2 separate regions of the Homo sapiens genome follow, and region 2 is linked to region 1. Evidence: chromatin loops called from intact Hi-C (ENCODE). Cell type or tissue: CD4-positive, alpha-beta T cell. All regions are shown on one strand. Links, peaks and the distances in the headings refer to the core of each region. The heading gives the core; the rest is flanking DNA. Region 1 has its middle 48 kb from the start of MIR4708. Region 2 has its middle 260 kb from the start of LINC02290.

Region 1 (16,519 bases), core at 4,816-12,815:
AGAATCCATTCATCTTCCGTTATGCACACATTTTAAAAATTTCAAAATATTTCACAATGCAAAACAATGCCATTTTTCAAAAATGTAAAATAATCTCACTTTTCTTGCTGAAAATTTTGTTTGGAAGATATGATTTTTAAAAATAGAAATTTGGGCCGGGCACGGTGGCCCATGCCTGTAATTCCAGCACTTTGGGAGGCTAAGGCGGGCAAATCACCTGAGGTCAGGAGTTCGAGACCACCCTGGCCAACGTGGAGAAACCCCGTCTCTACTAAAAATACAAAAAATAGCTGGGCATGCGCTTGTAATCCCAGCTACTCAGGAGGCTGAGGCAGGAGAATCGCTTGAACCCAGGAGACAGAGGTTGCAGTGAGCCAAGATCGTGCCACTGCACTCCAGCCTGGGCAACAGAGCGAGACTCCGTCTCAAAAATAAATAAATAAATAAATAAATAATAAAATATTCTGGTGCCTCCACTCCATCCCCCACGGGTCTGCTGTGTGTGCCATGGACGGCATTGTCCCAGATATAGCAGTTGGTACAAAGCGGGGATCTGACGAGCTTTTCTCTGCTTGTGTCACTAACAGACCATTTATCATGAGCAGCAACTCGGCCTCTGCAGCAAATGGACATGGCAGCAAGAAGTTCAAAGGTGACAGCAGAAGCGCCGGTGTCCCCTCCAGAGTGACCCACATCCAGAAGCTCCCATCGACGTCATCGAAGGGGAGGTGATCTCCCTGGAGCTGCCCTTTGGGAAGGTTACTAACCTCCTGATGCTGAAGGGGAAAAACCAGGCCTTCATCAAGATGAGCACGGAGGAGGCTGCCAACACCATGGTGAATTACTACACCTCGGTGACGCCCGTGCTGCGCGGCCAGCCCATCTACATCCAGTTCTCCAACCACAAGGGGCTGAAGACCGACAGCTCTCCCAACCAGGCGCGGGACCCGGCAGCCCTCAGGCCGTGAACTCGGTCCAGTCGGGGAACCTGGCCTGGACTGCCCCGGCGGCAGCCGTAGACGCAGGGATGGCGATGGCCGGGCAGAGCCTGGTGCTCAGGATCATCGTGGAGAACCTCTTCTACCCCACGACCCTGGATGTGCTGCACCAGATTTTCTCCAAGTTCGGCACAGTGAAGACCATCACATTCATCAAGGACAACCAGTTCCAGGCCCTGCTGCAGTACACGGACCCCGAGAACGCCCAGCATACCAAGCTGTCGCTGGATTGGCAGAACACCTACAACGCCTGCCACACGCTGTGCATCGACTTCTCCAAGCTCATCAGCCTCAACGTAAAGTACAACAACGACAAGAGCCGCGACTACCACGCCCGGACCTGCCCTCCGGGGACAGCTAGCCCTCGCTGGACCAGACATGGCCGTGGCCTTCGACCTTTCAGTTCCCAACATCCACGGAGCCCTGGCCCCCCGGCCATCCCCTCGGCGGTGGCGGCAGCTGCAGCGGCAGGCCAGATCGCCATCCTGGGCCTGGCGGGGACAGGAAATTCTGTCTTGCTGGTCAGCGGCCTCAACCCAGAGAGAGTCACACCCCAAAGCCTCTGTTTTTGTTTGTTTGTTTGTTTTAGACGGAGTCTTGCTCTGTTGCCCAGGCTGGAGTGTGATCTCGGCTCATTGCAACCTCTCCCTCCGGGGTTCAAGTGATTCTGCTGCCTCAGCCTCCCGAGTAGCTGGGATTACAACCGCGCCACCACGCCCGACTAATTTTTGTATTTTTAGTAGAGACGGGGTTTCACCATGTTGGTCAGGCTGGTCTCGAACTCCTGACCTCGTGATCCGCCTGCCTCAGCCTCCCAAAGTCCTGGGATTAAAAGCGTGAGCCACCGCGCCCAGCCCCCAAAGCCTCTTTATTCTTTTCAGCGTCTACGGGGACGTGCAGCGCGTGAAGATCCCGTTCAATAAGAAGGAGAACGCTCTGGTTCAGATGGCGGACGGCAACCAGGCCCAGCTGGCCATGAGCCACCTGAACTGGCACAAGCTGCACGGGAAGCCCATCCGCATCTCATCCGTATCACGCCCTTGAAGCACCAGAACGTGCAGCTGCCCCGCGAGGGCCGGGAGGACCAGGGCCTGACCAAGGACTATGGCAACTCGCCCCTGCACCGCTTCAAGAAGCCAGGCTTCAAGAACTTCCAGAACATATTCCCGCCCTCGGCCACCGTGCACCTCTCCAACATCCCGCCCTCAGTATCCGAGGAAGATCTCAAGGTCCTCTCCTCCAGCCATGGGGGCATAGTCATAGGATTCAAGTTCTTCCAGAAGAACCGCAAGATGGCGCTGATCCAAATGCGCTCCGTGGAGGAGGCGGTCCAGACCCCCATTGCCCTACACAACCACGACATCTGGGAGAACCACCACCTGCGGGTCTCCTTCTCCAAGTCCACCATCTATGGGCACAGGCCCACCACAGCCGGGCCCCCTGGCGACAACTTCCATCATTCCAAAAAAAGCGACTTTAAAAAGCAGCTGAAGTGACCTTAACTGACCAGAGATTTTCTTTCTTTCTTTTTTTTTTTTTTTTTTTTTTTTTGAGAAGGCGTCTCGCTCTGTCGCCCAGGCTGGAGTGGAGTGGCGCGATCTCGGCTCACTGCAAGCTCCGCCTCCCAGGTTCACGCCTTTCTCCTGCCTCAGGCTCCCGAGTAGCTGGGGCTACAGGCGCCCACCACCATGCCCAGCTAATTTTTTGTATTTTTAGTAGAGACAGGGTTTCACCGTGTTAGCCAGGATGGTCTCGATCTCCTGACCTCGTGATCCGCCCGCCTCGGCCTCCCAAAGTGCTGGGATTACAGGCATGAGCCACCGAGCCCGGCCTTTCTTTCTTTAAAAAGAAATCAGTTTACCTGTTTTTTTTTTAAATTAAATCTAGTTCACTGTGCTAAAATTAATTAATTTAATTTAATTTAAATAGAAATATGTATATTAACATGTAATGGGTTTATTATTGTGATCTTAAAATTGACAAATATTTTAAATTTTCTGCCACTAACCTACATACATTTTAAGAGTATATACAAGGGTCCTGAGACAAAAAAATTTGAGAACTGCTGTATTACCCCATCTTGCCCTGCAGAACGTGGACTGAAGGGAAGTACTTTTTTCCTTTCTACTTAAATAACCCAGTGCTGTTACTGTTTTATTTTAAAATCCAATCTACCCTCTTCCTCCAGAATTATTAAAAAGTAGACTGCAAAAGAACCATAGCTTCCTGAAATCAAAGGACCCAAAACAAAGAGAAAGCAAAAGCAGTGAATAAAAGGACTTCTCCAGAGACTGGCAGGCCGACCAAAGACCACTCCCCCTCCAGCCAGCCTGGTAGGAGTTGCCTATTCCTTTTTGCTTCGTTGTTCTCACACCCAGTCACCCACTCCCATCCCCTACATCCCAACCCCCATCCTGGAAAGCTATTGTTCTCCAGGGCCTCAAAACACAAAGGGACTTCACAAATCTTTGGGCTGACTCCCCACCCCATCCTCTCTCTGAGATTACAGTGCAGGGAAGGGCACTTTCAGATTCTGCCTGAGCCTCCACCAGCCCCCTGTTCTCAGGCTCGGGGCTGAGATGAAAAGGGAACACCACTGTTTCTGGCCTGAAAAGGAAATGTAAATGCATTGCAAGCCAGAAGCTGCCAGAAGACCATTTCCCTGTTAGTAAACAGGGCTGCCTGAGCCATCTTTCTCCTCTTTAATAACCTGTGGGGCACCTATTGATTGCGCATGCTGGTCCCTCATAAATTAAAACAGGGATGCCTTCCGGTTGCTCTGTAGCTGCGTAGATGGTGAAATTGGCTCACTAATACTTCATGTTCATGGAGCACAGTGTATCCCGCCACATAAACATGAAGAATATGTATCATCAGGCTCTGGGATTGCACGGAAAACAACCCCGGAAGCTTCTGGGCATGCTGCAGACTTTAATTAGGCAGTTTCTTCCACTAGGATTGGAGACCGGCAGAAACACCAATTGCATGCCTCCTGCCGCAGCCTGTTCTGCTTTCAAATGGGAGGAAGGAGCAAGCCCTGGTGGGTAGGAGATGAGCCTGCTCCTCTCTCTACCCCCTTACCAGGATAGGCACCCGTAAGCAGAAAGGAATGTTCATCTCTCATGCTGTGGTAGAGAGAGCACCAAGTTAGCAGTCAGAAAACATTCAGAACTTCTGCTTTAGCCACTTACAGCTACATGATCATGGGCGCAAGTGCCTTAACCTCTCGGAATCACAGCATCTCATCTGGAAAGTGGACAAAGTAATAACACCTAGCTGCTTGTGAGGCTTGAGGAAAATAAGTCTTTCCTGGCGCCCAGTATGGTCTCAGTAAATACTGAAACTGAAATTGAAGCAGATGAAGAACAGAGTGGCAGGTACAGGGCTGATACTATTTCTTTCTCTCACCTCAAAAATCTGGCATCAGGAACTTTCCACCACTACCCCTAGCCAACATTTTGCTCTTTAAGTAAGAAGTGAGGCCCTGCAACTCATACCTTGGTACATTGGAAATGTTTCTCTTACCCTTCCATCTTTCTGTGCCCACTCCTGAGCTGGCTCTCAATTGAAAATTCATTTAGCAGGAAACCTCTCTAAAATGCATGGTAAACATCGAAAAACATGCTAGCATAGTTTACCATTCTACCAAAAATAGCTTGGCACCCACATGCCAACACTTAGCAGAACCTTCCGAGTTTCTCTGACTTTAAACAGACCCTAGGCAACCAGATCCACTTACGCTTCCCAGAGTGTGTAGCATTTCATTAAAGTTTTACTACAGTCCCCTTCCTCTGCCATTGCTAATTAAAATGAACAAGGACAATGTGGAGAGCCATATTTTGCTATTCCTGGAAATATCTGCTGCTCCAGGGAGGGTGTAGGACATTGAATGGTCCCCTCACCCTAAAGGATATGGTCGCATCCTGGAACTCATGGATGGGTCCAGGATGTGATTGGGTGTGAGAAAAATGAAGCAAAAAAGGTCTTGGCAGATGTAAAAATAAAAGATCTTAAAATGAGATGATCCTGGATTACCTGGGTGGGCCCTAAATCCAATGACAAGTGTTTTTGTGTTTTTTGGGGTTTTTTGGTTTTGTTTTTTTTTTTTTAGACAGTGTTTCACTCTTGTTGCCCAAGCTGGAGTGCAATGTCGTGATCTTGGCTCACCGCAACCTCCGCCTCCAGGGTTCAAGCAATTCTCCTGCCTCAGCCTCCTGAATAGCTGGGATTAAAGGCATGTGCCACCACACCTGGCTAATTTTGTATTTTTAGTAGAGATGGGGTTTCTCCATGTTGGTCAGGCTGGTCTTGAAATCCTGACCTCAGGTGATCCACCCGCCTCGGCCTCCCAAAATGCTGGGATTAGAGGCGTGAGCCACCATGCCCAGCCATGACAAGTGTTTTTATAAGAGACAGAAAAGGGTCTGGTGCAGTGGCTCACGCATGTAATCTCAGCAGTTTGGAAGGCCAAGGTGGGAGGATCGCTTGAGACCAGCCCAGGCAACACGGTGAGACCCCATCTCTACAAAGAATTAGCCAGGCACAGTGGCACGCACCTGTGGCCCCAGATACTCAGAAAGCTGAGATGGGAGAATCGCTTGAGCTTCAGAGGTCGAAGCTGAGGTGAACAGTGTTCACACCACTGCACTCCAGCCTGGGCGACAGAGCGAGACCCAGTCTCAAAAACAGACAGACAGAAGAGGAGAAGGCCCAGAGGGGAAGTCCATGTGAACATGGAGGCAGAGGCTGAAGTGATGCAGCCACAGGCCAAGGAACAAAGAAGCCACCAGAAGCTGGAGAGGCCAGGGAGGATCGTCCACTAGAGGCATTGGAAGGAGTGTGGCCCCAACAACACCTTGATTTTGGAGTTCTGGCTCCAAAACTGTGAGAGAATCAATTTCTGGTATTTTAGGCCACCCAGTTTGTGGTCATTTGATTATGTGCAACATACAGAAAAATGTCTGGTAGGATACATTCCATGGCAGATTGCTGGTAGTTGCCCTGTCCATTTTTCCTTCCTTTTTGGTAACAAAAAACCGCCTTTTGCGGGGATGGTCATGTGCTCAGTGAAAGCTTCCCTTCCCCAGCATCTCTTGCAGCGAACTGTGGCCATAAGACTAAGTTTTGACGAAAGAAGTATAAACAAAGAAGCGTAAGAGACTTCTACAAAGTCTCTTTATGGGAGAGTGTTGTGGGTTAAATTGTCTCTCCCCAAAATTTATATATAAAAGTCCTAATCCCTCGTACCTCAGCATGTGACCTTATTTGGAATAGGGCACTCGCAAATGTAATTAGTTAAAATGAGGTCATGAGGGTGGGCCCTAATCCAATATAAATATGTCCTTATATAAAGGGGAAAATTGGACACAGAAACACACACACAGGGAGAATGCCATGTGACGACCGAGGCAGAGATTGGGGTGATGCTTCCACAAGGTAAGGAAACTCAAAGATTTCCAGCCAATCACGAGCAGCTAGGGGAGAGGCATGGGACGGAATTTTCCTTACAGTTCTCAGAAGGAACCAATCCTGCCTGATACATTGATGTTGGACTTCTAGCCTGCAGAATTGTGAGAATTGTGAGACAATAAGTAAATTTTTGTGGTATGAGCTGCTCAATTTGTGGTCCTTTGTCACAGCAGCCCTAGCAAACTAATACAGAGAGATACACCCTTCCACTTTTCCATCTTGCTACCTAGTCCTAATATAGATAAGAGGGATGGTTCTCCATTAGCCATTGTGCTACATGAGGATGGGGGCCACATTCACAGATGGTAGGGCAGGGAGCTAGAAGAAACTTGGGACCCTAAAAACTTCATGGAGGTGCCATATTAGCCCTGGACTGCCTATTCCTTGGCTTATCTTTCTGAAAAATAAATAAAATTAAAGCTTTTGTTATTATTATGTTTTTTGAAACATGTAGTTGAATATAATTTTTTTTTTTTGAGATGGAGTCTCGCTCTGTCACCCAGGCTGAAGTGCAGTGTGCAATCTCGGCTCACTGCAACCTCCACCTCCTAGGTTCAAGCAATTCTCCTGTCTCAGCCTCCCCAGTAGCTGGGATTACAGGCATGCGCCACCACGCCCGGCTATTTTGTATTTTTAGTGGAGACGCAGTTTCACCATATTGGTCAGGCTGGTCTCGAACTCCTGACCTCAGGTAATCCACCTACCTCGGCCTCCCAAAGTGCTGGGATTACAGGCGTGAGCCAGTGTGCCCGGCCAGTTGAATATAATCTTAACCAATACACACACAATTTTGATAAATGAGTTCTTTGGGGAGAGGACTGGGATTGGACTGTCATAGGTAGGAAATGTTTGCTTTACCTGTATGTTTCAAGTTTGATGTCAGGAATGTAGTCGTGTACTCTTTTGTAATTAAAAATAAATCTGTTTTATAATAAATAAAAGGAAAAAAGAGGGATGGGAACCTGTAGATTCAAGAAGACCTAAGAAATATATCAACTATAATGGATGATTGGATGCAGGAAAAAAACAAAAAGAAATATATCAACCAATTGCAATGTATGAGTCTTATTTGGATCTTGATTTAAACCCCAAATTTTTTAAATGTACAAGATAATCGGGGAAATTTTAATATTAATCAGATATTCTATATTAAGGAATTATTGTTTTTATGAATGCTAACAATATTGTAGTGATGTATTTAGAGTGTTCTTCTCTTTTAGACTCTAAAACATGGTTTTCGACCTTGTCACAATTGTTATTTTGAGCCATGTAGTTCTTTGTCGTGAGGCGCTGGCCTGTGCATTGCAGAATGTTTCGTAGCAGCCCTGTTTCTACCCTGTCTTCCAGTAGCTAGATGCTGGGTGCACACCCCCTCCCCCCAACGTTGTAAAAACAAAAAAAGGTCTCCACATATTGCCAAATGTCCCCTAGGGGGCAAAACTGTCCTGGGCTGAGAATAACAGCTCTAAAATTTAGAGATACTGACTGGACTATGTATGGGCGAAATGATTCGATGACTGGATTTTGCTTCAAAATAATCCAGGTGATGGGGAGGGAGGGCGGTGGGTAAAATGTTCCATGATGGAAAGTTTAACATACATTTAAAATTTTTTAAAGAGTCCATTCGGACTTCTCTTTACATCAATATGGGGAACTTAATATTCTTAAATAGTCTCTCACTATAAGACAGGAATATACTGGATAAAATGCAACAGATGTTCACCTCCTCGGTCCAAGATCTTGTCTCATGTCTTCCACAAGAGCATTAAAATCCAAGGATCTAAGTTCCAAGTATGACTGGGCAAGGCAAGCCCTCCCTCCCAACCCTCCCCGCCAGGCATTCTCGGTGCTGCACCCCGGGCATACTCAGCTAGGAGCTGCTCCTACGTCTTCTTCAGTTGCTTGGTAACCCTAACTCCTGAGATGTCCTCTCAGCTCTGCCCCCTGGGCCTCCTCCTTTCCCAGTCCCCAAGCTTAAGCTAGAGGGGGTGTGCTTGGAGCCAGATTCATTAGGGCCATGCCTTGCCCATCCCTGCGAGGGCCCAGACCATGAGCCTCCTCCTCACTGTTTGCAGCTGCTCTCTACAGAGCACTGAGCAGCCCACGCTTTCACCAGGCTCACACCTGCGCCCGTGTTCTCCACCAGCTGCTTCACTCCAGGCCGTGCTCGGGACAGCCGGGCCTTTCTAGGGCCCACGCGCCCCTGGGCGTCTCCGCTGAGACCGACTTTCACGCCCACCTGGTCTTCCCCAAGACATGGAGCCTTCAAAGGTTTCATCAGAATTCCCTCAGGATGTGGGTTTTGAGTTGTCATCCGAGCCCATCAGGGGCCAGAGTGTAGGTGGGCCCAGGGGCCTCTGAGCTGGAGGCTAATGGGGCTTGAAAGGCCTCTGAGCGGAGCCAGGAACCCGCCCTCTGGGGGCCTGGGAGCCGGGCTGCGCGCTCAGGTCCCAACACGAGGTCTGAGGCGCTCTCTGCTTGCTTCAGGGGCCGCAGAGGGAGGCTGACCATAGCTGCGACACCCCCTCAGTGCTGGACACCGGGCAGGAAGCCTCTCTTGCACCGACTAGACCAGAAGGGCAGACATTTTCCCGACAAGGAAGGGAAGCAAGATTGAGTAAGATAAGCCCGGTTATTTTTATGCAGACATTGTTCCAACCACAACGACTGTTTTCGAAGGTGGGTGGTATTTGTTTGGTGGAAGGATCTTTGAGGTAAGAGGCAGCAGGGTGCTTCAGCACCACCACTTCCTTTACTTTTCTGAGTGTTCCCTTATCAAGCCACCAGTTTGGGTTCTGCTCCATTTTTCTGTCTGGTAAAGAAGTAGAATGAGGTGAAATCTGGCTACCTACTTCCCCTGGGGGGACGGTCATGGCTGCTGGTGAGTTTCAAGTGATTTGAGAACTGTTGGTATACTTAAGTGAGGAGCTCTTTCCCTCCCCTTCATAGAAATGGAATAATGTGCAGGTTCCTAACGGGACTTAGGAGTCGGAGAGCCCTGGGTTCAAATCCCAGAGCCTCCATATTTTGGTTGTGTGAAAAAAAACAGTAGGCAAGGTAGTCAACATGTCTGTGCCTCACCTTCCCCATACATAAAGCCTACTTTTTCATAAGGTTGTTGTGTGGGTATTAAGTCTCAGTAGATGCCTACTTGAAATATTTGGGGGGACAGCTGTGGCCAGGCGCGGTGGCTTATGCCTGTAATCCCAGCACTTTGAGAGGCCGAGGCAGGAGGATCACCTGAGCCCAGGAGTTTGAGACCATCCTGGGCAACATGGTGAAACCCCATCTCTACGAAAAATACAAAAAATTAGCTGGGTGCAGTGATGTTTGCCTGTGGTTCCAGCTACTCTGAAGGCTGAGGAGGGAGGATCACTTGAGCCCAGAAGACAGAGGTTGCCGTGAGCGCCATGACACTCCAGCCTGGGCAACAGAGTCAGACCCCCATCTCAAAAAATAATAATAATAATAATAATGTGGCTGTGCCTATGATCACAGGCGTTATAAACAATAGCTGCAACGTATTGAAAGCCTGCTCTCAGAGATAAAGACTCTTTCCATCCCCAGGCCCTGTTGTCAAGCAACTAAGTAGATTCAGAGAAGGAAGAGAGCTGACTGGCAAAGAGGGAGCAATGGAGAGCCATTTAAGATGTTGGGGCAAGAAAGTCATTTAAATGATCAATTATAGGCACAACGTGACTAATACTATTTGAGGGCGGAGGCCTATTGAGTTCTTAGAGGTGTTTGGGGTTAGGGCTCACCAAAAATGGTGCTCCTAGCCTTTGATTGTGGACACTTGTTTTTGCCTGCCCACCATCCCTCCTCCATCCTGAATATGAAGTGTTCCTTTGGGAACCACCCATCTTCCACTCTCTGTCCATGTAGTTCAAGTGAGGTTGACCTCAGTCCCTGACTCCAGGGGTGGGTGTATGACCCAGGACCGACTAACTGCAGTCATAATAAGTGGTTGAGGAGTAATCCCTTTGTCCAGAGTGAGCCGATGAGAGTCAGCATTAGGACTTCTGCTGAAAGAGGCACCCTTTCTCCACTGGGGTTGCAAAGCTGAGGGGATGTAAGCCATCTTTACCACTGCATGAGTAGAGTCTGCTGGAGAGTAAGGACAACAGAGATAAAAAGCAAATCCAAGAGAAAGATAGATTTCTTGTTGCCCTTGCTGAGCACCTGGAGCTAGCCATTCCTGAAGATGTCAAATATCTATCTATGTGGGCTAACATATATCACCTTCTGAAAGATACTTGAACTGAGTTTCTGTTAGTGGCAACTAAAGGAGTTGTGACTAATTCATCTTTCTATTTATTTTTTATTTTGATGAAAAATTTTCAATTGTTACATTATGGCATAAAAACAGAACTCTGACGTGTTTGACAACATACTTTTGACAGTTTTATCTATTTCTGACAAGGACATGCTGGGAAGTTGTGGGAACATATCTCCTGTGTCCGTCCCCCTCCTTTCGAAGTATATTTTTATTCAGAGATACATAAATGTATGCTAATGATCTTATGATGATGATGATCAGAACTGTGCTCCAAGAAGATTATAGCAACCATGAGTAGGATTAGAGTAGGGAGAGACAAGGGGCAAAAATACCCCTCAGGAAGCCAATATAATAATTCAAATGGTAAGTAGGAAGGATTGTCTCAAGGTGGTAGCTGCAGAAATGGGAAAGAGAGAGGTGGGATCATTGTGGTTTGGCAACAAATTAAAGGGTAAATGAGTGAAAATAAAATGCTTTTATCTACAAGGCCCTACAGAAACTGATTTTCCCCCACCCCTGTTTTATCCCTGATTTATTTCTCATCATTCTTTCCCTGGCCTGGTCTGCCCAGCTACATTGGTCTTTGCATTTACTGTGCCCTCTGCTTGGGACACTCTTACTCCAGAGGTCCCTGGCTCATGTTTTCACTTCCTCAGACCTCTGCCTCACATCAAAAGGATTCCCTTCATTCCCCATCTATTATTGCATCCCCCACCCTAAGCATTCCTTGTATTTGCTTATTAATTTTTCCCCGGGCTGGGCAAAAATTAATTCTAGCACTTTGGTAGCTCCATGCAGGTGGGTCACCTGAACTCAGGAGTTCAAGTCCAGCCTTGAGGCCCAAAGGCAGAGACTGCAGTGAACTGAGATCACACCATCTATTCCAGCCTGGGTGACAGAACAAGAGCCTGTCTCAAAAAAGAAACTTTAAGGAAATATTTTTTTTTTCTTTTTTGAGCGGCGTGTCGCTTTTTTGCGCAGGCTGGAGTACGGTGGCGCGATCTCAGCTCGCTGCAATCTCCAGCTCCTGGGTTCAAGCAATTCTCCTGCCTCAGCCTCCCGAGTAGCTGGGATTACAGGTGTGTGCCACCACACCTGGCTAATTTTTGTATTTTTAATAGAGATGGGGTTTCACCATGTTGGCCAGGCTGGTCTCGAACTCCTGACCTCAAGTGATCCACCCGCCTCAGCCTCCCAAAGTGCTGGGATTATAGATGTGAGCCACTGCACTTGGCCATAAAAATTTTTGAAAAATAATGTTGCTCCACAGTACTTAACTCTCTCTCTGTCTCTCTCTCTCTCTCTCTCTCTCTCTCTCTCTCTCTCTCTATATATATATATATTTTTTTTTTTTTTTTTTCTGTCTCTCTTGACTAAAATGCAAGTTCCGTGAGGGCTCCATGACTCTTGCTCACTGCTGAGTCCCCAGCACCTAGGAACCTGGCACAGAGGAGGTATTCAATGAATATGAGTCAATATTACAAATCTTGAACAACTGAAACAATGCTGTGGCATTGACAAATGCGGAAATACAGGGAAGATGAGTGGGAGCAGGGTTGGTGGGGTGGAGGCGTGAGAGGGTGACTCATTTAGAACCCATGGGATTTGAGGTTAGCTGTGTAAATGACAATAAAGCCTGATGGTTGAAATGCTGGCCTGGTGCTCAGGAGCAGCCAGAGGTGAGGGTCTGTTGGGGAATTATGCATCAAAAGTTGGTGAAAGCTGTGGAGTCAGTGAAATCTCTGGGAAGACCATGGGAAAAGAGAGAGGTGAGAACCGAGGACGAAGTCCCAGAAGTCCTAAGATGACCTACCTATTTTTTTTTCCAGGACTTTACTGGCTTAAAAACTAAAAGTCCAGGCCAGGAGTGGTGGCTCACACCTGTAAACTCAGCACTTTGGGAGGCTAAGGTGGGTGGATCACCCGAGCCCAGGAGTTTCAGAGCAGCCTGGCCAACATGGCTAAACCCTGCCTCTACTAAAAATACAAAAATTAGCCAGGCGTGGTGGCGCGTGCCTGTAGACCCAGTTAATTGGGAGACTGAGACATAAGAATCTCTCAAATCCAGGAGGCAGAGATTGCAGTGAGCCGAGATCCCATGACTGCACTCCAGCCTGGGTGACAGAGCAAGACTGTTTCAAAAAACAAAAACAAACAAACAAAAAACTAAAAGTCCACATCTTGGGAACCCCCTTGGTCCCAGGCAAACTGAAATGGTCGGTCAACCTAAGAAGGTGGAAGAATGGGGAAGTGCCAGGTGGAGGAAACAGAGGCCAGCAGCCCAGAGCTTCCTCCCAGAACCCAAGGAAGGGAGGGCTTAGGAGGACAGGGCTCCTTCCTTTTCCTGCCCAAGACCAGTTTGGTTCTGACCTTCTAAGCCCAGCAAGGCTGAATTACCTCTGAGTTCCTGACCCTCACGCTTCCCAGCAACACTGGATAGCTTCCTGATAAGCCCGGTAACTGGTTTGGTTCCAGGGCTTGGTCCCCAGCTCCAATCAACTGGAGAAAGTATGAACCCTTAAATTTTCGGTCAAGGGGGCTTTGGTGGTACCCTGGCTCAGGAGTTCTCAGTTGGTGATCGTTGTCTGCTTGTCCTAAGATGGAGCTTAAGAGTGTAAGTGACTCTGCAGCCACTGTGGCTAAGGAAACAGGAAGCTGCCTCTCCTCTTGTAAACAATGCAGGCCAAGATTAGCGGTACTTGTAAGGTGCCAGCTCTTACAAGTGGGCACTGAATTGTGCTCACCACTAAATTTCAAATAAGATTATTGCTGGATGTGTAGAAACTAAAAAGAGACTGGGTGTGGTGGCTCACGCCTGTAATCCCAACACTTTGGGAGGCCGAGGTGGGCAGATCACAAGGTCAGGAGTTCAAGACCAGCCTGGCCAATATGGTGAAACCCCATCTCTACTAAAAATAGAAAAATTAGTTGGGCGTGGTGCTGGGCGCCTGTAGTCCCAGCTACTCGGGAGGCTGCGGCAGGAGAATCGCTTGAACCGGGAAGCAGAGGTTGCAGTGAGCCAAGATCACGCCACTGTACTCCAGCCTGGGCGACAGAGCAAGACTCTGTATCAAAAAAAAAAAAAAAAAAAAGAAAAGAAAAGAAACAAGAAACACAAAAGAACTCAAAGGAACATTTCCAACTTCTTTTTAACTTGGCAGTACAGTGACCTAAACCAGGTATGTGGAGCCTTGATTACTATAAAGAGCAAATAAGACAAAAATTAGAAAATATCTTGTACATTTTAAATAATGCTGCAAATATAAGGTCCTGTCACTGAGTCTTGTTTGAAATAAAAGAACTATCAATATTTGATCAATAGAAAACATGGTGCTTGTCCTTAGAGAGCTTTATGGTTTACCTGCAGAGGCTCATAAGAATTTAGCTATATTTACTCAGCAATATATAAGGGAATAGAAATAAATATTGTGTCAACTCCCTGACTGTCACCCCTTCTCAGTTCCCTAACCCACAACACACATATCTTCCTTCCTTTCTTTTTTTTTTTTTAAACAGGGTCTTGCTCTGTCACCCAGGCTGGGGTGTAGTGGCACCATCATAGGTCATTGCAGTCTCAACCTCCAGGGCTCAAGTGATTCTCCCACCTCAGCCTTCCAAGTAGCTGAGACCATAGGTGTATGCCACCACACCCAGTTAACTTTTTTATTTTTTGTAGAGATGGGGGTCTCGCTCTGTTGCCCAGGCTGGTCTTGAACTCTTGGACTCAAGCAATCCTCCCTGTAAACCCAGCACTTTGGGCCTCCAAAAGTGCTGGGATTACAGGTGTGAGCCACCACACCCAGCCATATCCACCTTTCTAATGAGCATGGACAAAGATGCCCTAATTCATTCAGACCAGAAGGTGATGGGGAACGTTTCCAGTCACCTTTCTTTACCCACAGACCTATTCTGGGAAGAAAGGATCAAGAATGGCTGGGCGCAGTGGCTCACACCTGTAATCCCAGCACTTTGGGAGGCCGAGGCGGGCAGATCACAAGGTCAGGAGTTTGAGACCAGCCTGACCAATATGGTGAAACCCCGTCTCTACTAAAAACACAAAAATTAGCCAGGCATGGTGGCAGGCGTCTATGATCCCAGCTACTCAGGAGCCTGAGACAGGAGAATCACTTGAACCCGTGAGGTGGAGGTTGCAGTGAGCCAAGATAGCACCACTGCACCCCAGCCTGGGCGACAGAGCTAGACTCCGTCTCAAAAAAAAAGAAAGGGTCAAGAATGTGGCAAGTCTGGGCTTTAATACATTGCCTAGAAATTTAATTCAATAAATATCTATAGGCCATCTATTTGAGGCCCAATGGTGCCTTAGGCCCTGTGGTTATCTAAAAGAACGTCCCTGCCCTTAATCTCACCAGAGTGATAAAGCTAAGGTCCCTAAAACAAGATCTTATATTACTAAGTGCCAATGTTAACTATAAGTGCAGTAAGATTCTAGAAAAGGGAAACATGAACTTTGTTGTTTTTTGTTTTGTTTTGTTTTTTTGAGATGTAGTTTCGTTCTTGTTGCCCAGGCTGGAGTACAGTGGTGCAATCTTGGCTTACTACGACCTCCGCCTCCTGGGTTCAAGCGATCCTCCTGCCTCAGCCTCCCAAGTAGCTGGGATTACAGGCATGCGCCACCACGCCTGGCTAATGTTTGTATTTTTAGTAGAGAAGAGGTTTCTCTGTGTTGGTCAGGCTGGTCTCAAACTCCCGACCTCAGGTGATCCTCCCGCCTTGGGCTCCCAAAGTGCTGGGATTACAGGCGTGAGCCACTGCGACTGGCCATGGAAACATGAACATTTTAAGCAGACTTTATACTTCATGAAGGCTAGGCCATCAACTGGACAAACTGACAAAACAAAAGGAAACTTGATAAGTCAAGGTATAGAAGAATGAATGAGTGTGGCATTTGGAAAAATAGCAGCAAGACTTTCTGCTGAGATCCAGCTTGAAAAGGAAGGGGGAATGTTTTATCCTTCCTTAAAAAATATAGGTTGCTGTTGGCAGTATAAAAAGAATCCATGGCTCTTAAGAAGTTAAGAGGCGGCTGGGCGTGGTGGCTCACGCCTGTAATCCCAGCACTTTGGGAGGCCGAGGCGGGCGGATCACAAGGTCAGGAGATTGAGACCGACCTGGCTAATGCAGTGAAACCCCGTCTCTACTAAAAATACAAAAAAATTAGCCGGGCGTCGTGGCGGGCGCCTGTAGTCCCAGCTACTCGGGAGGCTGAGGTAGGAGAATGTCATGAACCTGGGAGGTGGAGCTTGCAGTGAGCCGAGATTGCGCCACTGCACTCCAGCCTGGGTGACAGAGCAAGACTCCATCAAAAAAAATAAAAATAAAAATAAGAAGTTAAGAGGCTTAAATGGAGAAACCTCCACACCCTAGGACTTGAGTAGATAACCTAGCACTTTAGGCATTTAAGACTCCAAGTCTTGGAACACGAAGGCCCATGGTGCCTCTCCATCAGGACAGGAGAGATTATGCTTTGGCAACAATGAATCTCTAATCTCACTGGCTTGATATAGTAAAGCATTCATTTCTTGTTTATGTGACATGTCCAGTGTAGATAAGGATGGGGCTCAGGGGAGATTTGCTCCATATAATCTCTCAGGGACCCAGGTTGATGGAGGTTCTACCATCTTAGAATGTTGCCATCTCATGTGACTTTCAGGATTGCTGCAGCAGGGGCAAAAACCCTGTAGGATGTTTATAAGCGTCAAGACTGAGGGTGGCTATCATTTCCACCAGTAATCAATTGGCTAAAACCTAGCTG
Region 2 (16,519 bases), core at 3,070-11,069, 560 kb after region 1:
GCTGAAGGGCTGCCTTGGCCCTGTTCTCGAGTTTGCTCCTCAGGGCTGGGTCTTGGTGCTGGGAATTCAGAAGCTCTGTTACCAGAGTATCTATGGGGGATTGATCCCAGGGAAAGAATGCCTATTGATCTCACAAGAGGATTCAAGACCTCCACAAGCAGATGTTAGTATACAGGGGGACCCGTTCCAGCCACCTGCATGGTAATCCTCCTGGCAGGTGGTCTGCCCAGGAGACCACACAACATGGCAGATAGGGAAGTTGCTCAAAGGACATTTCCACTGGCAAACAACTCTTCTCTAGAGATCTCTCTGCCTGGTTTATGGATACCAGTCTTTGGAATTCAGAGTACTTTCTGTTTTGATGTTTGCTGGAGATGGTCCAGTGCATTCTTACTCACCAAGTTTTATTTTCCAGTATTCTTCCTTAGGCCTTAAACCTTCTGTTGTTACAACACTGCTTTGTGAAAACCATGGTGGAATTTCTGAGATTAGTTTTATTTCACACCAATACATTACAAATTCTGCCTTCCAAAGAAGAAACAGAAAGGGAATTGGATTAGGAGGCAGGAAAACCCAATGCCAGGCTCAGTTCAGCCCCAGTGAGCCTTATGGTTTTGGGCAAGTCAGCCCAATGAATGGGTTGGACTAGGGGTTGGTCCAGCCATTTCCCTTCCTGCCCAGATGCCCTGGCCTCGAAGAAGCTCAGCATGGACTCCCGTCTGGGGCTGAGATGAAGTGAGGCACGTGGCTGGGGAATGAGGGTAGCAGGGCTAATGGTGGGGGTGGGGCAATTGAACAGTTCCTGACAACCAATGAGTACACGTCCAGGCTTCTTCTGAGTGAAGAGCTTTTCATGGCTGAGGGCCCACCACTGAGTCCCGTTTGGAAGAAACCCACGGGGCCGATGGCGGAGGGTCCCGCTCTGAAGCACGCGGGAAATAAGGAGGAAGAGCCAAGATGAACAGCGTGGATGCTTTTCTGGTCACCTTCATTTCACTTCTAAGCCTCAAAGTTGGTCAAGGCAATTTATTTTTAACTTCCTTGTCATGGCAGGTGGATTATAAACTACCTTCTAGAAAAGTGATTGCCAACCTAAAAATCTGAGGTTTCAGGTCCCATCAGATATTCGAACTCTTTTCAGTATTTCAGAAAATCTCTTGGAAATTGTACATTTACACAGATAATGTATTTACTAACAAAAATGCCAAGTTTCTCTGCTCTTTGGTTAAAATGATACTATTAATTTGGTGTGATAACTCACACCTATAATCCCAGCACTTTGAGAGGCTGAGGTGGGTGGGTCACTTGAGCCCAGGAATTCGAGACCAGCCTAGGCAACACAGTGGGACCCCATCTCTACAAAAATAAACTTTTAAAGAAAGGATTATCCTATTAGTTCAGTGCGGTGACACTGGTGATCTCATGCTAATCTGAAGAGCTGATTGGCAGCCATTTATATTTTGAATAAGTAATAAGTAGGGAAAAGGTAATGACATACACTTATTTTTCTATCATTTACACTCTGTCCTACAAAGTAGATTGGAGTGCCTGGATTACTGCTTGAATTTTTAATTGTAGAACATTTTTCTTAACATTGGGGCCTTGGAGGAAAAACCTAAGGAAAGGAGTATGAGGAAATGAGGGGTTGGAGGGCTCTTTTGTGGTTCATTATCTCTCATCTAAAAGGTAAGTGGGGTCAGCAGAAGACATCTAGAGGCCATTTCATAAGGGGGAGATGTAGGCTTAGCTTCACAGATACCCTGCCAACTTGGGGGCACAGATAACTTCTCTCTACCCTCTAATAAAGCCACTACATGCTTTGTGTTTATCTGGGTTCTTTAACGGTGTCATTATATAAATTTGCAAGAACTGACTCAACTCCCAACCCCTCTCTGAAACTATACCCCATAGACCAGTCATCACTTGATTTTCTGAACGGCTGTGGCCATTTTTTCTCTACCATGTTTAGCAGGTAATTAGGCATTGCCTGGGTGTCCTCGCTAAATGTCCCTAGGTTGTACATCTCTCCTGAGACCTCATCATCGGGGTCTCTCAAATCTTTAGTAGCAGAAGATCTGAAACAGTGCCATAAATACCTTAGCATGATATAACCTTTACTATTTCAAAAATGCTGTAGTGGTCATCGCCACGCACAATCCCTACATCCATCAGGTGAGTTAAAAAGGAGGATGTTAATATCCTCATTCTACAAATGAAGAAATGGAGGCTCAGTGTGGTTAAGGGATCTATAGGCAAGTGGTGGGGCTGGAATATCAACCACTGATGTCTCATTTTCTTTCCACTGTGCTGCCTTTCTAGGTATTCAATTCCAGGTGCAGTGGCTTTTAAACTTTATCACCTTACTTTGGTAGGACTGCAACAAATATATTTCTCAGAGGATTCTAGTGGGTTCTGGTTGTTTCCATTGAATGGTATGGGGCCAGCCCAGGTAGCATTGAAAGTCATGCTGTGGATTTCTTTGTTTAGCAGACTTTATTTTTCCACCTGATACCTGGTCCAGCCAAGGACTGGAGAGCCTCTGACCCTACATTTCTGTTCTGCCAAGGGGACTGAAAACATAAAAGTCATGCTGGATGAATAGGGCTGCCCAGTAGGCAATGAGAAGCGAGGGCTTTTGAACAGGCAGCAATCTCCTTTTGCCTCACAGACCCCGGCTGCTTGTTGTTTGGCTGCTTTGTTTGTCTCTGTGTCACTTTCTCATCTTTTTGTAACCCTGCTGCATCCCTGAGCTCTGATGCTGGTTTCACCAAGGCAGCAGCTTCTACCCAAAGCCTCACTTCCCTTCTCAGTAGAGTCATGGGGCTGACCTGGAAGGAGGGGATTGATGCATCCTTCAAAGGCTACAAGTTCAGGCCCTGCCACTCCTGGGGCAGAAGCCCATTTCACCAGCCAAGAGGAGGATTTTAGCTACACCTGTAGGTTGACTGCCAAGTCTCAATCCCAGGACCCCTGACACACCAACACCCACCTGGGAGGCTGAGCAAAGAATCGCTTCTTTCTGAGGCAGCCAAGTGAATAGATGGTGGGAAGCATCTGCCTGAGAAATGCATTTCTCACAGTAAATAACATTTACATGATTGTGCCTGCAAATGTCACTGTGGCATTTGCTCAGTTGAATATGGTGCCTCTGCTCTCCTGACCTTCCCCTGGCTCCAGGCCCACGATGCTCCTGGGGTCCAGGAACCCCACCTTAGGGAGGGATGCTCCCCTCAGCTCTGTCCTCTGAGGGAGAGACATTTCCTTCTTGACTTGGCAGATGTGTCTCTAGTACACATAGCATCTGGGTTTTGAGTTAATTTTGATTCAAGCGGTCCATGTGGAGACCATGACAGTGAGGATTTTCTTGATGACCCCTTACATTTTCTATTTTCTGCCTCTCATAAGCTGCAACCCTCATGCTGATAGGTCTTTTCCATCTATTTTTTCACTGTATTGCTATGGCACTGTGCCATGTGTGCAAGCTTCCCCGCTTTGTCTTGTAAATGTGCATTGTCTCCTTCCAAAGATGGTCAGCTCCCAGAAGAGAGACCATACCTGTTATTACACTGAGTCATCCGTACACATAAATATGCTGTGCTTTTATGTTTATAAGATCTTATGAGCATAAAGAAATATATTGAAGGGTACGTATTAAGGTGTTAACATAGATTATCTGGGTGAGGGGTGGCTAATATAGATGGAAGAAGGAGGAGAGTAGGAAAGGGTGGTTAAGCACAAAACTACTACACTTACCCGCCGACCTCATGGAAAAAATGTATCCCTGGCACATCAGTGTGACTTTGAGGGCAAAAAAAAGCGAAAGCCAAGATGATGAATTTTTTGATCACATTTATGTGAAAATATACATATGTATATGTGTAAAGAGAGTCACAGAGTAGAATGAAGGAAGACCAAAAGAATACTGTGCACATAATAGACATTCAGTAAATATTTGGTGAATGAATGGATGCTGTGTGTGATAATTTTGTAGATTTGAAATTTCAAGCAGATAATTACTGGCTAATATTTATATTACATCCGCAATGCTCGCAGTGTGTTCTCGTAATCAGAATCACTAACGTTCTCTGGTTCATGGGTAGGGCTATCTGTCTGAGAGAGTCCCAGTTTACTCGATGGTTACCCTGTTCACCCACCAGAACTAGCTGGGGTGGTTGCTAAAGATGGAAATGACAGGGCCTCAACCCTGCTATACTGTCTCAGCATCATGGTGGGGGAGGGAGTGGGACTTGGGAATCTGCATTTTAACAAGCATCCCAGGTGATTTTTACGCTTTTTAAAGCTTTGGCGCCATTGCTCTAGGCATTGTTAGTTGCCAAAGTGATATATTGCTTTTATAATTAACTTTATTCAGACAAGGCAAAACAAAGATTATTATTTACTATATTTAAAAAATCATGCCTCATTGTCTGACCTCCCTTTGTTTTATAACTGATATTTAAAAGACCTAATTCATGTGAGCTTTCTAGTGTGTAGACAGAACTTCAGAAGAATCCATCTAACTTGGCAGGAATCAAATACCTGAACCGAAATTAACTATCTTCTCCTGTGCCAGCTTTGTGCAGTGATCTGCCCAAGTGAAAGAATCATGGGCCTTTTGTCACCCTAAAACAAATTTCCAGAAAGAAAATGAATATATAAAACATAAAAAACCCGTGGTGAATAATATAGCCATTATACACCCAGCTTATGTTTTCTTCAAATATATTTTTTCATAAAACATTATAGGAAAAATTGTGTAGTCCCCCAACACATCCTCTTTCCCCCTTTCCCAAAGGCAACCACTTTACTGAATTTAGTGATTTTATTACCATAACATAGTATTTGTAAATTTTTACTATGTATTATATTCATACACACAATTTGGTATAACACATCTTAAACTTTATCTAAATAATATCATATGATATGCATTTCTCTGCAAATAGGTTTGTTTTGCCCAGTGATGTACCATGTTGACATATGTAACTCCAGCTCATTTTAACTGTTATTAGTATGGCCTAGAGTGATATAGCGTTGTGTAGCATAGAATGATATTAGTGTAGTGTGCTGTTGTAGGAATCTGGCACCAATTTTTTTTTCCCAAGACAGAGTATTGCTCTGTTGTCCAGCCTGGAGTGCAGTGGTGCAATCTTGGCTCACTGCAACCTCCATCTACCAGGTTCAAGCAATTCTCCCACCTCAGCCTCCCACGTAGCTAGGATTACAGGCACATGCCACCATGCCTGGCTAATTTTTGTATTTTTAGTAAAAACGAGGTTCACCATGTTGGCCAAGCCGTCTCGAACTCCTGACCTCAAGTGATTCTCTTGCCTCGGCCTCCCACAGTGCTGGGATTACAGGCGTGAGCCACCACACCCAGCCCACCATTTTTAATCTATTCTTCTTTATTAACATTTGTTTTCATTTTTATAAAACTATTATGAACACTGCTGAAATGAGCCCTTTCGGTGAATTTCTTCTGGTGTATGAGAATTTTATGCACCTAGCAATAGACTTGCCTACATGTATGTCCAGCTTTAACAAATATTACCAAATTGTTCTCTAAAGAAATTGCATCAATTCATATAACCATTTCTTGAATATTCCACCAAGTTTTCTGTGGCCTCAAATTTAAGAGCAGAAAACAGACATACAAGCCAAAGAAAGAAAATAGCTTTGAAAACTCATTTAATTATTGGTAGAAAGTACCAGACTGTTCTTTTTCCAATCTGGAAGTGTTTCTTCCACATGACCACCTGCCTTCAAATACAATCAGTGCATATTGGTTAAGCCCTGCCAACTAGGCATTTGCAAGTGGAGGTCTCAAAATACACAGGCTAAAAGACTCATCCTCTGAAGTTTAAAAACTAACTGGAAAGCTAAGACATAAACTATAGATAAAAGTTAATTATTAAATAACAATTTAACAGTAAGAGAGAAGAGATATCCTTGGGCAGTACTGATTCATCACTGAATGAGTAGAGCCTGCATTAATTCTATAGGAGTTCACAAGATGGGGAAGTCAGAGCTTATGTGATTCTGATTTGCCACAGAATGGTTTCCTAGCAACCATTACTAGCTGAGAATCAGCTCACTCTGCTGTTTTGAACCAGACCTTGCTCTGTTAGAAAAATGAGTCAAATAAATGCCAGCTTAAGGTAGAATTTCACCACGTAAAACTATATTTGAAATATATGACTTTTGAACAAAGATCTAAAGTAATTTCCTTCGCCAGAACTTAACAAAGGTGGATGTGTGGAAATGGAAGTGGCACCAGATTTAGGGACTTGGACACCTAATTTTTCTCAGGAATGGGGGTGGACAGTGGTGAGTGAAGAGGCAAAAGACAGACTCAAGGAAAGTGTGGGCGGGGAGACAACAGAACCCACATGGGAATTATGGAATTGAATAATTCCCTAGCCACACCTGGCCCAGGAAATTTTGAAGTTCTTACAGGTACAGGGTTGGGAAATTCATCATTTGCACATAATTCCTGGAGACTTGCTTCATATCACCAGCTTCTACTTTGTCCCCAGAGACATTTCTACTTCTACTTTGTCTCCAAGAGACTGTGCATCACGTGTTTCCTGACATAGAAAACACGGCCTTCACCTGATGGTTTCTTTCTAGATCTCTCACCAAGTCTTACCACCTCTGAGGATGACTGAGCGGAAGAGGAAAGACCTTGAGGCTATTGTGGGAAGCAGGCCCAGGGCAGTGCTTGTTTTGAGCTTATCAGTACCTTACCATGCATTTGTTTTCGTTTTTTAACTATTATGAACACTGCTGAAATGAACTCTTTGGGTGAATTTCTCCTGGTGTATGAGAATTTTGTAGACCTTGCCATGGACTTGTGTATGTGCATCTCCAGCACCCAGTAGAACCACACAGAGGAGGCACAATTCATCACTGATGGAAAGAGTTTCCAAAGCAAACTCTTCCAGCTCACACATGACAGAAAGGCATTTCTTGGCCCTTCCGATAGAAATGTAGATTCCCAGAGTTCAGAGTTGAAAGACACTTTACAGTTCAAATACGTAGAATCTAAAGCAACAGACAATTCTGCCTTGTGGTTTAGTTATTACATATCTGTGCCCAACATCTCCTGGAGAGGAAACTGCCTCCTACCTTTCCCCTTTGTACAAAAACAACAATCAGATACTCTCAGAGACATCGAAAAGGCATAGTTTAAAAAAAAAAACCTAGTCAATAATATTGAGAATGAGATGTAAGTTAAGAGATCCTAAAAAAATTTTTTATTATTCTTAAAATCTCGTAAGGTTTTAAGTTTAGTTGAATTAAGATTAATTAGAGTTCTATTAATAATTGGTCACTTGAGCACAATTTTCCAGTACTGTAATTTCTATTACATATTGAATTTCATGGAAAGCCTTTAGATATCAATGTTGTGCCAATACGAGAAATTTACTGATAATTTTTTTTTTTCTTTTTTTTGAGATGGAGTCTCACTGTGTCACCCAGGTGCAATGGCACGGTCTCAGCTCACTGCAACCTCTGCCTCCTGGGTACAAGTGATTCTCCAGGCTCAGCCTCCCGAGTAGGTGGGGCTATAGGTGCATACCACCATGCCTGGCTAATTTTTGTGTTTTTAGTAGAGACAGGGTTTCACTATGTTGGCCAGGCTGGTCTTGAATTCCTGACCTTGTGATCCACCCACTTTGGCCTCCCAAAGTGCTGGGATTACAGGCTTGACAAATGTTTTGTTTCAAATGGTAGACTAAGCCATCCAAGTGCATTTTAGGTGTTCCTTGACATTTTTTTTTTTTTTTGATATATCAATTTTTATGAAAAGTGATTAATTTATTTGAATGTAGTCGTAAGAGTCCAGGTCCCACCAAAGTTGGTGGGTCTCCTGGTTTCTGTCACCTGAATTCAGCCTCTGTTCTGGTGGATACAGTGGTATGTGGGGTCTGGCTCATACAAGCCTGCAAAGGTTTGTTCAATATTCAGGCATTTTGTGAACCAGAATCAGTATTCAAAATTAAATGATATAAACTCACACTTCGGCCGGGCGCGGTGGCTCACGCCTGTAATCCCAGCACTTTGGGAGGCCGAGGCGGGTGGATCATGAGGTCAGGAGATCGAGACCATCCTGGCTAACAAGGTGAAACCCCGTCTCTACTAAAAATACAAAAAATTAGCCGGGCGTGGTGGCGGGTGCCTGTAGTCCCAGCTACTCGGGAGGCTGAGGCAGGAGAATGGCGTGAACCCGGGAAGCGGAGCTTGCAGTGAGCCGAGATTGCGCCACTGCAGTCCGCAGTCCGGCCTGGGCGACAGAGCGAGACTCCGTCTCAAAAACAAACAAACAAACAAAAAAAACCTCACACTTCAATAAATTACATTTAAAACAAGGCTAATAGGTACTCAAAACTCATGACTTCCTAATGATTTGGCTGTATTTTACTATTGTCTATGCTCTTGGGTTTTCTTTGTTATGCCTGGTGAATCTGTCTGGAAATACTACTATCTGTGTTCATCTCTTCCAACACTGTGTTCAGTAACATTATGTTGATACCATGAAACCAGCTGTGGCGGGAACATTTACACTACTAAAAGTGGCAAACACTACAAATCAGGGCTTTTATGGTAGAGCTAGTTGTTAGACATTTACCAACACGCTCTTGGGGCTCATGTCACCTCTGAGGTGACACTGAATTGTGAATCCTGGCCAACATTCCTTCCACCATCTGGCTCATGTGTTCCCAGTTCTAAGCAAAATACAGTCAGAAAGAAGGTACTCTATAGTCGCTTCTTAAATTAAAAAAATGGAACACCAAAAACCTCATAAAATCCATTTCATAAGTGACTGTTAAGTATCATACTTTGTTTTGTGGGATTATGCTGAGGTTTCCACCTGAAACCTTTATTCCCGTGGCTAATGGAGACATCTCTATAAGGCTGATTTAATCCTTTCCAATACTTCTTATTTATTTTTCATAGTGGGCCCAGCCTAATAACTGTTCTGCCTGTTAGGGAGCTGCCTTCTGCAGCAGTTTTGATGCAACACCTTTCACCGACCCCTGGAGGACCAGACAGCCAGAAGTACCTTTGGTTCACACTGATTATTAGCAGCTTAGCATCTTGAGTGCTAAGCATACTCCCCTCCTGCTGGTTAAATCCCTTGTTTTTTTCCTCTTGGTTGCACTAAGATAATCGCTAAGTATTCATCACACAAGGGCAGTGTGCTAGGTTCTGCTTTGTCAGGAAAACAGGAAGTGTTTTTTTCACTAATGCTCAGAGCCAATCCAGCATGATAGGGATTTAATGAGAGACTGGAAAGAGCCCAGCAGACAGCCAGGTATATGATGAGAGACCTGTCCCCAGTCCACTGGAAGGCCAAAGCAGCTGATACTAAGGCCCCTATGACAACTGGTATTCTTGGTACATTTTTGAAGTTGCTGATATATTCTTTAAAAAAAGAAAAACAGAGATGAAAAAATGTACTGTCACTAAGAGTTTGGGGTTAAGTTTCTTGAGGCAGAATAGATATGGATCCAGCCATCCATTCCTAGATAACTAATCAAGCAGTACGAAAACCTAGGAAAAAGTCTGCTTAGGCTCTTTGAGATTCTCTTGCCTATGGACGGGGCTCTGGGGATAGCGGGTGCAGAAAGTGAAGGAGAATCCACCTGCTATTGGCTTGCTTCCTGTAGGGTAATGCTTGTCGTGGGTGATACCAAACAACGAGAGGTCATTTTCTATGAGGAGTTTATGTAACTGGATGAACCTACCATTGAAACTTTAAACAAGGCAACTGTTGGCCACCATGCCATCAGTGGTGATAGGGGTGAAGACACAGATTTCTTACCTCCAGTACATTCTACTCCCTCTAGTTTCTAAATGAGGTATCTTAGAAAAGAAAAAGGCATAAAAGGAATCACTGATAGCAACTTAGCACTTCTAGGCCCTGACTACCCTCCCCAGCTTCATACTGAGTCAGACTTCCGTGTTTCTCAGAAGGGAAAAAGAAACTAGAGCAAAGCCGCAGTCTCCTGCACAGCTCCAGGAACGTGCTACCCTTGACACCTGCTGTCCTATCCCGTTTTGGGGGGTGCGGGGTTGCCCAGCCTCTCTGTTTCTCTGCTGCTGTTTCAGAGACTCTGTAGTATGCATACTGGCTCCCCAAGAAAAGCCGAAGCAAAAGTGGTAATTTAGTGGGAGATCATATTCCACGGGTTGAGTCTCATGCTGTGTTGGTCCCATAGATGCAATTAGTTACCCGAACAGCAGAAAGCTTGTTCTGTTGTTGGCAGGTACTTTGGCACATCACCCATGGAACAGATGGCTACTTGTTCCACAAATTAGATTTCCAGATGATTGCATAAAAGTGTGTCATCCAGCCACTCCTTCCTTGCCCTTCCTGCCTCTCGGACGGATTGGAATGACTCTAGGTAAATGCACTGACCTTCTGCCAATTAGCCATTCCTCTGGGTGGGAGCACAGAGGAGACAGGGTCTGAGGGAAGCAGGGGAGTCCACTCTATGCAGACACTTAATTAATCTGCAATGTGCACATCGTCTTGCCCTTTCCCTCCCACCCGCATCCCAACTTTCCCAAATGATGTATGTACTGACCTGAAGGTACCTTGTTTCCCTTCAATCAGCCTTGATGGCCAGGTTGGAAGGGTTTTCTCTGCTCCAGGTCTACTCTTCTGAGTCATAATGCTGGGATGCAAAGAAGAATCCTGCCCCGTCGCTAAGGGGTGAAATAGGAGGGGACTTCTGCGGCAGAACTGCCCACCAGTCTCCTCCTGTCCCTGCACTCTCTTCCCAGAGGACTTACATTTACTCTAATCAGACAAGGGGAGTCCTTTCATCATGTCCCCTCTCTATCCCAATCTCATTGACCAAAAAGGGACCAATTCTGACTGGCCAGAAGCCAATCAGATTTCCTCTCTTGGAAAATGAAGACGAAGTAATCAGGCTGCTGACTGGGATCAATGCGCAGGCGCTAGAGTGATGGTCCAGGCACGCTTGCTGCAGGGGTCTCCAAATGGGCCCAGCTCCAGGGTCTGCTTGGTCACCTTCTCCTTGGATCCTCTTAATCCAGACCTTTAGAATAAATATCCCTTTATTTAAATTCGCACAAGTGGTTTCTGTAAGTAAAATGATTCCTCGCTTGTGCAACCCTTACCCTACTTTCTTCATCAAAGGACAGTCACAGAAACCATGTCACTGCCTTGACTGTAACTAGTCCCCAAATCCTGAAATGTCAGATGCCCACCACTGTGCCAGGCAAAACATTCCTGAGCCAGCGCCACAGTCAGGTTCAGTCATGAATGGAGTGGGACCGTATCTGAATGTCCCTCACCTGTGCTCTACCCACTAGCGTACATCACGTTGCTTGAGTCTTAAAACCATGACATCCGTGTTCTTTCCTCTAGTTGCCAAAGGGACCATGCTGAAGGGGCTGACCTTCTGTGTCTTGGGCTTACTCAGCGATGTTGGGGTCATCATACCAGTAGGGTTGGCTACTGATTGTACTGCTTGATTGTCTTGCCTTTACCGTAAGGTGGTTTAGAGTAGAGAGAAGCAGGGCTTCTCATGACAGAGGTAGCTTGGGACATGGATAGTCGTCCAGTGAGGAGGCAGCTGGGCTCAGGCGCAGAGCTCCTGGAGGCAAGTATAGGAAATGCCCTGTCAGCTGGAGAAGTCAGTCGTTTTGGTTTTATTTCTTTGGTTTGCTTGCTTTTGCTTATTTATTTTCTCAAAAATTTCAAACAAACCTGCCTGCCAGGGTGTGTGCCAGGAGGCCATTGGACTCAGTCTTTATAAAAGGGATGGTTATCTCTGTGGGTCTGATGAAAGTGACCTTCAACATTCCCTACATAGGATGGCAAAGGAGATCAGGAACATGACTCCTCGCCCTCATTCCAGGCTCTAGACTTAGGACCCCTGAGACCAAGCTCTTGTCTGCTCAACCAGTGACCACTGTCTGCTAGCTGCTTGGAGATAGTCCTGTATGGGCCATTGGGGCACTGGGGAGCTGCTGGTCTGCCTTAAGAGGGACTCGGGTGAAGCAGCATGTCTATTGTCATAGTGTATTTGGCCAGAGGCACACTAGGAGAGACTGACTGTGGGTGATGAACTTGTCTCCCTGTCTAGCATGTTCCTTCTGTACTTGGTGATCTGTTCCTGACCGTGAAGTCCTTGTCATGAATGTGCTAGGCCAGTTTGTTCAACCTCTTTGGCCAGAAATGTGTGAGTTTGTTGTTTACATAAGACAAGGCTGTGAGGTCTACCCGTAGGGAAGAGGCCAAGCAAACTGCAAAATGATCATTTCCAGGTGTGTCCAGTTTTAATGCAGACTCAGCTGCTTCAAGCAATCAGCCAGTACCTCTGCCACACCAGGTTAGCTGAGTTTCCAGCAGGCATCAGCCCTTGTTCCCATGGTCTGTGTTCATTTATCTTCTTTAACTTCAAGCTGACCTGTTGTTTTATTCTTCAAAACCCCTAGGACTTTATAACCAGATGATTCTAAAATTTAAATAAGTATACACTTGGAAAGTGGAGAAAATATATTAAGACTCAGACCTCGAGCAATGGCCAGGTTATAGGCTGCCACAAATCAAAAGCAGGCTTCTTGGCATTTCACATGAAGGGACTGTCTCTAATTGGGGGCAAGTGGCTTGCCCTGCTCTGCTTCTTGGGTGAGTGACCACACTTGACCTTTCTTGTTTAGGAGTGCCTTTGGCCTCAAACCTGTGACTCTTTGGAATGCTGGCAATTTAGAAAGGGTTATCTCTTCAACTCACCACCTGAAAGAAAAACAAAACCCTAATAGCATGATTAAAAAAAATACAACCAAGGCAAAAATACATCAAAGGACCAATAAATGAGTGGATCTGCAGTAGGAGTGGGGAGAGATGGTTTTGCAGGACAGTTTCCAAGCCTCAGTTCCTCCCTCTTTACAGTTCTTGTCATGCAGCGCAATGCAATTCAAGGCTGACGTCATGTCGATATCTCTGAGTCCACATGAGGCCCTTTGGTTAGGCAATACCTACTGGGTGTTTGGTTTATAAAAGGCTTGGGATTAAGACCTGAGTGAGGAGACAAAGGGATCTGAAGACGTGGTTCTTGTATTCACAGGGTTTGCGATCTCACTGGGAGGTATCCTGAGGTCGAACAACTTAGAGGTAGTTCTTGGAAATCATAAACTACGAAATACAAATGGCCATAAGGGGCAGCAGGGAGGGGAGGGACTGAAACAGTGAAAATCCACCCATCTTGTCTGGGATATTTGACAAACACATTTTGTGTTAATATACATCCAGCTAAGTCCCAGATCTAGCCACATGGATGTAGATATCATAGGGGTCTTTGATGTGCTTAGCTACTCAAATGCCTATGGCGGTTTCGCTGATCAACATCACTTGGGAATTCTCACCAGTGGGACTATTAACCAGAGCCTGGTGCTGGTTAGTCACCAGCTTCTTTTCCCTTTGAAATCTTATGAGGTGAGAATTTATTCCTTGCCTTGCTGTCATTGGATAATATCGTTACACACCTTTATATTGTCATCACCCTTTCACCAATAATGTATGTGAAGTTATATTCTTGTTTGATGTAAGGGCAATCCTATATCTGGAAGCAAGTGCATGGAAAAGAGCATATATTTGAAAGCTTATGTGCATTCACAGCATGTGAGAGGACAAATGATCCCAATAAAGTGTGAATGTTTTGATTTCCAACATTAGTCCCCATGAGGCTGTTTATTTCTTCCTATGTTCTTGGCTGGCAATCCAAGGTAACTGACACCACGTGGACATGGGCTTATTGACTCAGGCCTCACAAGCCAAGCTGCCAGGCTCCCAGGAGTTTCTGCTTACTTAACCAAGGCGAATAACGTGCTTTGCCTCTTATTTTTTAAAGTACCCTTTCATTAAAACAGCGAATCACATGCGTTTTCTAAAACTTTACTGCCGACTTTAAAAGATGGCTGGGTTTTAGGGCAGTATTTAAGGTAATAATCAAGAATCCATGGGCCATGTGGTGAAGCTGTTGAACAAATCTTGACGTATTGGTAAAGACACCCTGGGAAACTTGAAAGACATAAATCTGGGTCGAGTAAAAGGATGTGCTATATCCTACAGTGGGTATATGGCATTTATTATCCAGAAGAGGCAGATTATACCAAAGATGGGAATAACTTAAAGTTTTAGATTGGTTTTTGGGTTGAAGATCAATGAAAGGATATTGAGGAAAATGAAATTTAGATGTGTATGACTACAATGTTTCTTTTTATTATTATACTTTAAGTTTTAGGGTACATGTGCACAATATGCAGGTTAGTTACATATGTATACCTGTGCCATGCTGGTGCGCTGCACCCACTAACTCGTCATCTAGCATTAGGTATATCTCCCAATGCTATCCCTCCCCCCACCCCACAACAGTCCCTGGAGTGTGATGTTCCCCTTCCTGTGTCCATATGTTCTCATTGTTCAATTCCCACCTATGAGTGAGAATATGCGGTGTTTGGTTTTTTGTTCTTGCGATAGTTTACTGAGAAGGATGATTTCCAATTTCATCCATGTCCCTACAAAGGACATGAACTCATCATTTTTTATGGCTGCCTAGTATTCCATGGTGTATATGTGCCACATTTTCTTAATCCAGTCTATCGTTGTTGGACATTTGGGTTGGTTCCAAGTCTTTGCTATTGTGAATAGTGCCACAATAAACATACGTGTGCATGTGTCTTTATAGCAGCATGATTTATAGTCCTTTGGGTATATACCCAGTAATGGGATGGCTGGGTCACATGGTATTTCTAGTTCTAGATCCCTGAGGAATCACCACACTGACTTCCACAATGGTTGAACTAGTTTACAGTCCCACCAACAGTGTAAAAGTGTTCCTATTTCTCCACATCCTCTCCAGCACCTGTTGTTTCCTGACTTTTTAATGATTGCCATTCTAACTGGTGTGAGATGATATCTCATTGTGGTTTTGATTTGCATTTCTCTGATGGCCAGTGATGGTGAGCATTTTTTCATGTGTTTTTTGGCTGCATAAATGTCTTCTTTTGAGAAGTGTCTGTTCATGTCTTTCACCCACTTTTTGATGGGGTTGTTTGTTTTTTTCTTGTAAATTTGTTTGAGTTCATTGTAGATTCTGGATATTAGCCCTTTGTCAGATGAGTAGGTTGCGAAAATGTCCTCCCATTTTGTGGGTTGCCTGTTCACTCTGATGGTAGTTTCTTTTGCTGTGCAGAAGCTCTTTAGTTTAATTAGATCCCATTTGTCAATTTTGTCTTTTGTTGCCATTGCTTTTGGTGTTTGAGACATGAAGTCCTTGCCCATGCCTATGTCCTGAATGGTAATGCCTAGGTTTTCTTCTAGGGTTTTTATGGTTTTAGGTCTAACGTTTAAGTCTTTAATCTATCTTGAATTGATTTTTGTATAAGGTGTAAGGAAGGGATCCAGTTTCAGCTTTTTACATATGGCTAGCCAGTTTTCCCAGCACCATTTATTAAATAGGGAATCCTTTTCCCATTGCTTGTTTTTCTCAGGTTTGTCAAAGATCAGATAGTTGTAGATATGCGGCATTATTTCTCAGGGCTCTGTTCTGTTCCATTGATCTATATCTCTGTTTTGGCACCAGTACTATGCTGTTTTGGTTACTGTAGCCTTGTAGTATAGTTTGAAGTCAGGTAGTGTGATGCCTCCAGCTTTGTTCTTTTGGCTTAGGATTGACTTGGCGATGTGAGCTCTTTTTTGGTTCCATATGAACTTCAAAGTAGTTTTTACCAATTGTGTGAAGAAAGTCATTGGTAGCTTGATGGGGATGGCATTGAATCTATAAATTACCTTGGGCAGTATGGCCATTTTCACGATATTGATTCTTCCTACCCATGAGCATGGAATGTTCTTCCATTTGTTTGTATCCTCTTTTGTTTCATTGAGCAGTGGTTTGTAGTTCTCCTTGAAGAGGTCCTTCACGTCCCTTGTAAGGTGGATTCCTAGGTATTTTATTCTCTTTGAAGCATTTGTGAATGGGAGTTCACTCATGATTTGGCTCTCTGTTTGTCTGTTATTGGTGTATAAGAATGCTTGTGATTTTTGTACATTGATTTTGTATCCTGAGACTTTGCTGAAGTTGCTTATCAGCTTAAGGAGATTTTGGGCTGAGACATTGGGGTTTTCTAGATATACAATCATGTCGTCTGCAAACAGGGACAATTTGACCTCCTCTTTTCCTAATTGAATACCCTTTATTTCCTTCTCCTGCCTAATTGCCCTGGCCAGAACTTCCAACACTATGTTGAATAGGTGTGGTTAGAGAGGGCATCCCTGTCTTGTGCCAGTTTTCAAAGGGAATGCTTCCAGTATTTGCCCATTCAGTATGATATTGGCTGTGGGTTTGTCATAGATAGTTCTTATTATTTTGAGATACGTCCCATCAATACCTAATTTATTGAGAGTTTTTAGCATGAAGGGTTGTTGAATTTTGTCAAAGGCCTTTTCTGCATCTATTGAGATAATCATGTGGTTTTT

What was found. Hi-C counts contacts between places; a loop is a spot of excess contacts. Peaks named below come from ENCODE experiments on the same cell type or tissue, not always from the same donor. Only the 100,000 strongest peaks of a DNase experiment are listed, where the experiment ranks them.
Region 2: a loop joins it to region 1, with 3 times the contacts of the local background. A loop is called at or near these places in 4 of 110 quality-filtered maps.

Annotation. Positions count from the first base shown.
Region 1 is chr14:65,278,760-65,295,278 of GRCh38, forward strand. It overlaps the pseudogene PTBP1P. Among named protein-coding and RNA genes, the nearest start is that of MIR4708, 48 kb to the right of the region's middle. RefSeq lists enhancers at 3,147-3,715, 3,168-3,237, 8,635-8,874. In CD4-positive, alpha-beta T cell, for the core only: CTCF peaks have their summits at 7,954 and 8,153; DNase peaks (open chromatin) are centred at 7,872, 8,612 and 9,202; H3K4me3 peaks cover 1,868 bases; H3K27ac peaks cover 2,473 bases.
Region 2 is chr14:65,840,614-65,857,132 of GRCh38, forward strand. No RefSeq gene overlaps it. Among named protein-coding and RNA genes, the nearest start is that of LINC02290, 260 kb to the right of the region's middle. RefSeq lists a silencer at 10,006-10,181. In CD4-positive, alpha-beta T cell, for the core only: no CTCF peak of the experiment used is centred there; DNase peaks (open chromatin) are centred at 6,058, 6,658, 7,088 and 9,988; H3K4me3 peaks cover 1,086 bases; H3K27ac peaks cover 4,056 bases.